Regions from separate parts of the Homo sapiens genome. Here region 1 is linked to region 2. A link is an interaction called in ENCODE POLR2A ChIA-PET data of the cell type or tissue named here. Cell type or tissue: GM12878. All regions are shown on one strand. Each heading gives the region's core, and the rest is flanking DNA. Links, peaks and the distances in the headings are about the cores only. Region 1 overlaps MINDY2 (MINDY lysine 48 deubiquitinase 2). Region 2 overlaps MINDY2 (MINDY lysine 48 deubiquitinase 2).

Region 1 (5,381 bases), core at 294-5,293, 68 kb before region 2:
TCTCAATCATTCTGTTTTTTCTTTTTTTTTTTTTTTAACATCCATTAACCATCCATCCTGCCTGCCTCCAAATATGCATCCCAGCCTCTGGTAACCATCATTCTACTCTCTATCTCCAGGAGCTCAATTGTTTTAATTTCTAGCCCGCAAAAATAAGAAAGAACATGCGAAGTGTGTCTTTCTGTGCCTGGCTTATCTCACTTAACATTATGACCTCCAGTTCCATCCATGTTGTTGCATTTGACAGGATGTCATTCTGTTTTGTGTGTGAATAGTGCTCCGTTGTGTATGTGTACCACATTTTCTTTATCCACTTGTCTGTCAATGGACACAGCTTGATTCCACATCTTGGCTATTGCGAATAGTGCTGCAATAAACCTGGGAGTGCAGATATCTCTTTGATATACTGATTTCCTTTCTTTTGAGTATATTCTTAGGAGTGGGATTGCCGGATTGTATAACAGCTCTACTTTTAGTGTCTTGAGGAACCTCTAAACTGTTCTCCATAGTGGTTGTACTCATTTATATTCCCATCAACAGTGTATAAGGGTTCCCTTTTCTCCATATCCTCACCAACATTTGTTATTGTCTGTCTTTTGGAAAAAAGACATTTTAACTGGGGTGAGATGATATCTCATAGTTTTGATTTGCATTTCTCAGATGACCAGTGATGTTCAGCACCTTTTCACATACCTGTCTGCCATTTGTTTATCTTTTTTCTTTAAGATGGAGTCTCATTCTGTTGCCCAGGCTGGAGTTCAGTGGTGTGACCTTGGCTCACTGCAACCTCCATCTACCAGGTCCAAGTGATTCTCCTGTCTCAGGCTCCTGAGTAGCTGGGATTACAGATACCCACCATCACACCTGGCTAATTTTTGTATTTTTAGTAGAGATGGGGTTTTACCATGTTGGCCAGGCTGGTCTCGAATTCCTGACCTCAAGTGATCTGCCCACCTGGGCCTCCCAAAGTGCTGGGATTACAGGTGTGAGCCACCACACCTGGCCTCATTTGCATGACTTCTTTGGAGAAATGTCTACTGAAATCATTTTCCCGTTTTAAATTTGATTATGAGATTTTTTTTTTTCTAGAGAGCTGTTTGAGCTCCTTATATGTTCTGGTTATTAATCCCTTGTCACATAGGTAGTTTGCAAATGTTTTCTCCCATTTTGTGGGTTGTCCTTTCATTTTTTTTTTTTTTTTTTTTTTTTAGGCAGGGTCTCAGTCTCACTCTGTCGCCCAGGCTGGAGTGCAGTGGTGTGATCTTGGCTCACTGCAGCCTCAGCCTCTTGGGTTCAAGCGACTGTCCTGCCTCAGCCCCAAGTAGCTGCAACTATAGGAGCACACCACCACGCCTGGCTAATTTTTGTATTTTTAGTAGAGATGGAGTTTCACCATGTTGGCCAGGCTGGTCTCGAACTCCTGACCTCAGATGATCCACCGCCTCAGCTTCCCAAAGTGCTGGGATTACAGGTATGAGCCACCGCGCCTGGCCTGACGTTTATTTTTTTAAAAAAACTATAACTGGTTCACTGTCAACAATGCAGATTTTTTTTTTTTTTTTTTTTTTTGAGACGGAGTCTCGCTCTGTCGCCCAGGCTGGAGTACTGGAGTGCAGTGGCACAATCTTGGCTCACTGCAACCTCCGCCTCCTGGGTTCACCCCATTCTCCCGCCTCAGCCTCCCAAGTAGCTGGGACTACAGGCGCCCGCCACCATGCCCGGCTAATTTTTTTTTTGTATTTTTTAGTAGAGACGGGGTTTCACCGTGTTAGCCAGGATGGTCTCAATCTCCTGACCTTGTGATCCACCCGCCTCGGCCTCCCAAAGTGCTGGGATTACAGGCGTGAGCCACCGTGCCCGGCCAACAATGGAGATTATTAGTCCACAGTTCCTTTATGTAAGTATAGCATAGAATAGCAAAATATCTATGACTATAGTACTAGTTTAGGCCCATCTGATCCTGAGAGTCTATGGTTAAATCACTATCAAGAATATTTCTTGCACTGATATTCCAGCACTTTTGCTAGATTATGCAGTCAATGCTTTCTTAAGACTCAAATCTTCCTTCTAATTTCATCAGTTTTTAAAATACTGAAAAATTTCATAAATAATAATATAGAATAGGTTTTAATGCATTAAATTCTTAATTGTGTATTAGTTCAAATTATATAAATGTCAATATTGTCACAATTTGTAAATTTATAAAATATTATTAAATTTGACAAGTTTTCTTCTACTTTATCAATTTACAAATTGTGATGATATTGTCAGGATTTTTTTTTTTTTTTTTTTTTTTGAGACAGAGTCTCACTCTGTTGCCCAGGCTGGAGTGCAGTGGCGTGACTTGGCTCACTGCAAACTCCGCCTCCCAGGTTCACGCCATTCTCCTGCCTCAGCCTCCTGAGTAGCTGGGACTACAGGTGCCCACCACCACGCCCGGCTAATTTTTGTATTTTTAGTAGCGAGGGGGTTTCACTGTGTTGGTCAGGCTGGTCTCGAACTCCACTGTCAGGTATGTTGTTAATACAAGTAACTACTCCATGTAGAATTAATTTACGAGGGTATTTCTGGACAGAATAGGTTTTCATTCCGTGTTCTTTTGTGATCCAATATGGAGGAAAGCACTGGCTAAATATTTTTGGTTAACTAGCTCGGATTCAAATTACTTAACATCTCTAGGTCGGGTGTGGTGGCTCACGCCTGTAATCCTAGCACTTTGGGAGGCTGAGGTGGACATATCACTTGAGGTCAGGAGTTTCAGACCTGCCTGGCCAATATGGTGAAACCCCGTCTCTACTAAAAATACAAAAAGTTAGCCAGGTGTAGTGGTACATGCCTGTAGTCTCAGCTACTCAGGAGGCTGAGGCAGAAGAATCGCTTGAACCCAAGAGATAGAGGATCCAGTGAGCCAAGATTGTGCCACTGTACTCCAGCTTGGGCGACAGAGCGAGACTCTGTCTCAAAACAAAACACCAACACACCTAAACACAAATTACTTAACATCTCTAGACTTTAGTTTTTTCTTCTTAGAAATTTTGAAGTTTCTAAGGTACTTTATAATTTGAAAATTTATACATTTCTAAGAGAGTTTCTAAAGTATTTTAAGTATCAAAAATGAAATTACTACTCCTACTTAACAAATGTAGTCTTATCCAAAAAAGCACTTTCTTATCCACCCAGAGAGGCAGTGAAGCATAGTTGTTGACTTGAAAGTCAAGTTGAAAGTGGACTTGAAAGTCACACTGGAAATGCTGATAAGCTAAATGGTCTTGGGCAAGTTACTTAGGGTCTTTACATGTTCCCTCAGCCATTAAGTGAGAATAATAATATCCACTCCTCACAGAGGAGTTGTGAAGATTAAATGAGATAATCCATATAAAATGCTTAATATAGTACAAAGCCTCTAACTGCTTCATAAACAGAAGATATTATATTCATGAGTATCATCTAAATCGATCTCAATTTCTGTGTCTATCTGCTTCTATCTCCTATTTAAGAGAAAAAGATGAATCTCTCTGCTTGTACTATGGAATCATCACTTTCCTTATTCCAGTTTCCAAATTCTGCCCCCTCCCCTTTTAATTTAAAAAGTGACAATTTTTGATATATCAACCAGCTTTAAAAATAGCTAAACTTAATGGATTGTTACTTAAATGTAGCATTCTGTGAAAAAAATTTCCACTATGGCCTTAGTCAAAGAGGAAATAGAATAAACAAATTTATTTCTTTAACATGGTTTTAGTATTTATCCAGAACTGTACCTCCTTCTAAACTACTTTTCACTTCTAATCCCTAAACATAGAGTAAAAAAGCAAACAGAACCAACCTCATACCATCTGACTGAGTTTATGGTAAAAAAGAAATAACAACAACAAAACAACCAACCTCAAAAACGTTGGGACTGAATATACTTCAGAGATGTCAGTAATTTAAAACCAAGAGATAGGGGAAACAGTTATGACATGAATATAAAGGTTGCTATGGTAAAAGGACAATCAAGAAGTCATAATAGGAAAAGAGCTATGCAGATATCATTATATGAACCAAAGATCTAGAAGCTATGTGATCTAGACAGGGGCTATGTAATCTTAGTTAAGAGCAAGCAGAAGTTATCAGAGGGTGGTGAAGGAGGGCCATAAAAATGAAATGCAACAACTAGATCTAGGATATAGAATTAGGTAAGGATAGGAATCCAACAGTCATGATCATATGTATAATATGAGAAGCAAAACTGACTTAAATGAGTCTGTTTCTAGGACAGAAATGGTTTATTTACAACCCATCTTTACACTTTCAAATTTCCTGCATGGATAAATAGTCATCTCACTATCTATAGTGACCCACAGGAAAGCATTTGCTCTCTTATGGTCTCCTCACTCTGCTCACAGAAATCAATCTAGTTATGCTGTTGAAAAGCACAGATCAGCCGGGCGCGGTGGCTCACGCCTGTAATCCCAGCACTCTGGGAGGCCGAGGCAGGTGGATCACCTGAGGTCAGGAGTTCGAGACCAGCCTGACGAACATGGTGAAACTGTGTCTCTACTAAAAGTACAAAATTAGCCAAGCATGGTGGTATGCACCTGTAATCCCAGCTACTTGGGGGGCTAAGGCAGGAAAATTGCTTGAACCTGGGAGGCAGAGGTTGCAATGAGCCAAGATCACACCATTGCACTCCAGGAAGGGCAACAAGAGTGAAACTCTGTCTCAAAAAAAAAAAAAAAGAAAAGAAAGGAAAAGCGTATTATCTTCATAGAATCATAAACCTTCCAAAGTGTTGGGATTATAGCCGTAAGCCACTGTATCTGGCCCCCAAAATTGAAATTATTTATAAGAAAATCATGAAGTTGGCTCAGTGCAGTGGCTCATGCCTGTAATCCCAGCACTTTGGGAGGCTGAGGTGGGTGGATCACTTGAGGTCAGGAGTTCAACACCAGCCTGGTCAACATGGTGAAACTCTGTCTCTACTAAAAATACAAAAAATTAGCTGGACATGGTGGTGCGCGCCTATAATCCCAGCTACTCAGGAGTCTGAGGCATGAGAATCTCTTGAACCCGGGAGGCAGAGGTTGCAGTGAGCCAAGATCATGCCACTGCACTCTAGCCTGGGTGACAGAATGAAAGTGTCTCACACACCAAAAAAAATTAAAAAAAAAAAAAAATTGGCCAGGCGCAGTGGCTTACACCTGTAATTCCAGCACTTTGGGAGGCCGAGTCAGGCAGATCACGAGGTCAGGAGATCGAGACCATCCTGGCTAACACGGTGAAAACCCATCTCTACTAAAAATACAAAAAAAAAAAAAAAAAATTAGCTGGGCATGGTGGCGGGGGCCTGTAGTCCCAGCTACTCGGGAGGCTGAGGCAGGAGAATGGCATGAACCTGG
Region 2 (5,381 bases), core at 294-5,293:
TTTTTGTATGTATGTTGGCCTCAGAACCTATAACATTCTTTCTAAAATAAAAAAAAAGTATAACCAAGTAGGGATTCCCTCTATTACTAAAGAAATATCTTTGTAAGCACTAAAATATATATGTTATATACCTTCTGGCTTAACTTCATAAACACCTAATTACATGGGTCACAGCCCTCAAATAAACCTATAAATAGCACTTATTACAGCTAAAATAAGATTTTTAAAAACTATTAAAAATCAAATATAGTCAAAAAGAAGCAAAACAAAAATGTATTCTAAGTCATACATTTTGATAAATTTACCTGGTATAATTTGTAATTTGAGCCCAGGAGTTTGAGACTAGCTGGGGCACTATAGTGAGACCCCGTCTCCATAAAAAAACAACAAAAAGGAAAAATACAGAGGTAGATGAAACTATCTCTTGAAAATGAGAGGTAAACAAAATTACAAATTTGAGCTCGAATTAAATGTAATAAATAGATGTCTTTCTTGATGTTAGAGCATCACAGCTCAACTATTCAACAGATTTTCTTTTTTTATAATTAAAAAAAAGTTTTTTTTTCTTTTATAGAGATGGGGTCTCATTATGTTGACCAGGCTGGTCTCAAACTCCTGGGCTCAACTGATCCTCTGGCCTCGGCCTCCCAAAGTGCTAGGATTCCAGGCGTTAGCCACACTGCCTAGCCAACTACTTAATAGATTATGAATGATCGCCTACTCTCTAGCAGTTCTGAACCAATACTTTCAACTCAGTCCTTACTCTGTTTGATCATTTTTACTGTCACTTCTCATCCAGAACCACTACACTTACTCCTTTGCTCAAATCCTCCCGGTTTGTTCAGTCTATTGATTTTCTAATAATTTCAGATGATCAGCTGTTTTCACTTTCAATTCTCTAATTCTCTGCCCCTATACCCCAGGTGTCAGTTCTTGAAAGAAAAGCCCAAGTCTTGATAACTCTAACCAGTCATTCTTCCTGCTCCTATTTCCGGACATAAGCGAACTAGGGAAAGACCAAAAACAAAGCAAAACTGATATGCTAATAGTTTTTAAAGAAAACCTCAATTTATTCATGCTACTAATTGTCAGTCTTTCTGTTTGTGCCTCAAATTCCTAAGCATAATCTCCACTGAGATTCTCCTTTAAAATGCAATATGCTTTTCTCACAAAATTCACCGGGTCAAATGCTTTACAATCTTAATTATTAATGAGTTCAATAGTTACTACTTATTAGTTCAATGGTTACTTTGCCAAACTGAAAAATATGAGGCTTCAATTTTCATCTACCTCTCTTTTTTCCTTATTATAATTTTTTTTTACAGAGATGGGGGTCTCACTATATTGCCCCAGCTGGTCTCAAACTCCTGGGCTCAAGCGATCCTCCTGTGTTAGCCTCCCACAATGCTGGGACGACAGGCATGAGCCACCACACACGGCCTACCTCTCTATCTTAACGTGACCTTGTCTCTGTATTTTTCTTGTTCCATTCCTCCCACTACTTCAGAAAATACGGTTGTTGTTCCTTTCCTCTAAAGAGAACTGAGGATTCCATGTTATCCTGACTTTTCAGTGACCTTGTCCCTACACCTGTCATTTTCAGCAGAATCTTCCCTACTCTATTAGCTCTCTGATGCTGCTGCATTTGACAATAGTAATGTACTACATTTTTATTACATTCTCTTTCCCTGAATACTATCATGACATTGCCCTATTTCTAGTTCTCATTCCACATCTCAAATTGTGCCCATGCTGGTTTTTCACTCTCTCACCCTTAATATTCTTCCCCTCCTTCCCCAGTGTAATCTTTATTCCTCTGTTTTCTCTCTGTCTCCTGGAGAATGAGGTAGGGGAGGAGAGGGAATGGGGAGACTGAGGCAGGATGGAGAGGATGTTTCTGCTGGCAATTTGTCACTCTCACATATATTGGGATGGAAGAAAAGTTGAGAACTATTGCTCACTACTCTCTGGAGAATTCATTTAGTCTCATATTTACTCTATGTAGTACTACCATATTTACTCTATGTAGTAATTTCCCAATTTGATTTTTCTCTATAATTTTATAGCCTCTTGCAGGTGGATCACCTGAGGTCAGGAGTTCGAGACCAGCCAGGCTAACATGGTGAAACCCTGTCTGTACTAAAAATACAAAATTAGCTGGTGTGGTGGCACACATCTGTATTCCAGCTACTCGAGAGGCTGAGACAGGAGAATCACTTGAACCCGGGAGGCAGAGGCTGCAGTGAGCCAAGATCCTGCCACTGCACTCTAGCCTGGGCAAGACAGAGTGAGACTCTGTCTCAAAAAAAAAAAAAAAAAAATTTAGCCTCTTTACTGAGACCCAGTCCATGCTTCTAACAGCATAACGAACATTTATATTTTTATGCCCCCCACTGGACATTTCCAACTCAACACAACCAAACTTTGGCATCAACTTTCCCATCTAAAATAATTCCCTTCATACCTTCCCTATCTTTGGAAAGATCCAGCCAATCTCTATTACCCAGGTTTGAAAAATGCTGTTACTGTCTTCACTTCTTATAGTCATCATTGGGAGAAGTCATCATTGGGAACGCTACATTATCCTCATCAAAGAGGGGGACAAAGAACTCTCTAACCAAAGCGCTATCTGCATCAATTCTTCGTGCTACACTCACTACAATCTTACTTCTAGCCTAATATCAAAGTAAAAGACCACTTTCTTCATGTCATTTCTTTATCTAGCAATTTATAATAGCTCCAATATCAGCTATATATAAAGTCTAAACACCTATAGCCATGGGTCCTCTGAAATCTGACAACCACCTTCACACCCCATTTACTGTTTTTCTCTACTAAAGCATTTCTCAAACTTTTTGTTCCCAGAGCCCTTTACAGTCTTAAAAATGATTGAGGACCCCCAATAACTTTCATCTATGTGGATATCTATCTATATCTACCTTATTATAAATTAAAATTGAGAAAAATTTAAAACACAAAGTACAGAGGCACACATTGCATTAACTGACAGAGCGATGTCATTACATCATGTAGCCTGAAAAACTCCACGGACACTTGTAAGAGAGTAAGAGTGAAAAAGGCAAATAACATCTTAGTATTATCATAAAAATAGCTTTGACTTCTAGTACCCCTGGCTCACTTTGAGAATACTGCTCTACTTTGCTTCGCTTATCCATCTCTTCATCAATGATTACTTATGACTGGTTTTTGTGGGCATCAACAGGCTGGAGAAAAAAAACACTGATAACCACAGATTTACAAAATAATCTCCAAATTCATTAGCATGCTTGCTCATTCACAGTCTGATAAAACCCATCAATTTTATGTCCTGCTATTACCACCATTTCGTTTACCTCCTATGCTGCACACTTCAACCAAGGTTGAAGGTTCCAAGTAGAAGAAACCCTTTTCTGCTTCAGTATCTTTCAATACACTATTCTCTTTGCCCAGAAGGTCTTCTCTCACTCATCCTTTGGATCTAGTTCACAGGTTATCTCTTCTATGAAGTCTTCCCTTGATAATCCCCTCCCCAATTACCGTTTTCTCTGCACTTCCATAGCATATTAGAGCTTCTCACATTGCACTGTAATTATTGTTTATATGTCTGTCATCCCACTAGATAGTCAGCTACACGAGGGCAGATTTGCATCATACTCATCTTTGCATTTCCTTTTTTTTTTTTTTTTTTCTTTTTTTGGGACGGGGTTTCACTCTTGTTGCCCAGGCTGGAGTGCAGTGGCGTGATCTCGGCTAACCGCAACCTCCACCTCCTGGGTTCAAGAGATTCTCCTGCCTCAACCTCCCAAGTAGCTGGGATTACAGGTGCCCACCACCATGCCCGTCTAATTTTTTGTATGTTTAGTAGAGACGGGGTTTCACCATGTTGGCCAGGGTGGTCTCGAACTCCTGACCTCAGGTGATCCACCCGCCTCGGCCTCCCGAAATGCTGGGAATACAGGCGTGAGCCACCGCGCCCGGCCTCATCTTTGCATTTCTAGTACCTCACGCACAGTGGGAACCCAAACACTTGATCATTCACTTGAATCTGTCTGAATTGAATGAGTCAGTTTAATATGCATCTATCCCCAAATACTCCACACCACAGTACTTGCCCTTTCCTCTGAATTTCTGCAGTACTACATAAGAAAAAAGACTAAAGGAAAATAATAGTTATTCCTTCCTACAAAAAAGATTAGGGACTCTGGCCCGTTAGAGCAAGTCTAACTAACTCCCTAGTTGAGGGCCCTTATCAAATGGCTCTTGTTCACCTTTTCAACCTTATTTTTCATTATTCTCCAACATTAGCTTACCACTTCTGTCATGTAATAAACATATAAACACACAATATCCATTCTATTTTCATTCCTTTGGTTTATACTCTTCTCTCCCCTGGGAATTCCATTTCCCTGTTATTCTAAATTCTCTTCCTTAAAAGATCTGTTAAATTGCTCTAATTTGTCTTTAAAACAAACAAACAAACGAAAAAAAAAAAGATTGGTTCAAGACCCATAAATCCCATGAAGTTTTCTAGGACTACGCCATACCAAAGGAAAATGTCCCCTTTTTGAATATCAAATGCATTTCCACAGATTTACCACAGTTTACCTACCACTTGTCTCATATAACTTACTATTTCTTGTTCTTAAACAGTTTCCAGTAAGTTAATGATGCCACCTCAAACAGCTTGACAGCCTTTTAAGGGCAGGTACTGTCTTCACTTAAAACATCTCAGTGCCATTATGCACCAGACAATGGCAAGGTTTCTAATTTTATTTCTTTTCTATCAGTCCTTGCTAGCGACAGGAAGATAAAGGCATGTTTGATAAACACTATTCCCTTTACTTGATTTTCTACCTAAGTGTTTAGAAGAATCCAGGTTATTTTTCTTTTTCTTTTAATATAGGGTCTCACTGTATTGCCCAGGCTGGTCTCAAACTTCTGGGCTCAAGCGATTGTCTTGTGTCAGCCTCCAGAGTAGCTGAGCTTACGGAGTAGCTGGGATTACAGGCGCACACCACCACACCCAGTTTGTTTTGTTTTTTTTTCCTAGGAAACATTGCATCTACAGATATAATTATCAATTTGAAAATAAAATAGGTGCTGTGAGATGCATCTTCTCAGCACCCTAACACTGCAAGCTTAAATGAGACACTTCATTTGACAGGTAACTCGCTCTGAGTCCTCAACATACCTATTTTTAAGGGTCTTTCCCTTTTTTGCTCCTTCACCTTAGACATACCTTTTCTTATTTTAGTTCTTTAGAGTTTTAGCTCCCTTAACACATTCGGATGCATGGTTACTGGTAATAATGCCAAACCATTTAAGGAGAGCCAAAGAAATGAGGCAAGTAAAAATCATGCATAAAATGAAAACAATCTTTG

What was found. Peaks named below come from ENCODE experiments on the same cell type or tissue, not always from the same donor. Only the 100,000 strongest peaks of a DNase experiment are listed, where the experiment ranks them.
Region 1: POLR2A ChIA-PET joins it to region 2 with 6 read pairs; 6 of 35 experiments call an interaction of 5 or more read pairs at or near these places.

The regions. Positions count from the first base shown.
Region 1 is chr15:58,840,748-58,846,128 of GRCh38, reverse strand. All of the region lies in intron 6 of MINDY2 (MINDY lysine 48 deubiquitinase 2), which reads right to left. Among named protein-coding and RNA genes, the nearest start is that of MINDY2, 72 kb to the right of the region's middle. In GM12878, for the core only: no CTCF peak of the experiment used is centred there; a DNase peak (open chromatin) is centred at 3,218; H3K4me3 peaks cover 517 bases; H3K27ac peaks cover 2,191 bases.
Region 2 is chr15:58,772,800-58,778,180 of GRCh38, reverse strand. The region is part of intron 1 of MINDY2 (MINDY lysine 48 deubiquitinase 2); the gene reads right to left. Among named protein-coding and RNA genes, the nearest start is that of MINDY2, 4.2 kb to the right of the region's middle. In GM12878, for the core only: no CTCF peak of the experiment used is centred there; a DNase peak (open chromatin) is centred at 910; H3K4me3 peaks cover 3,226 bases; H3K27ac peaks cover 406 bases.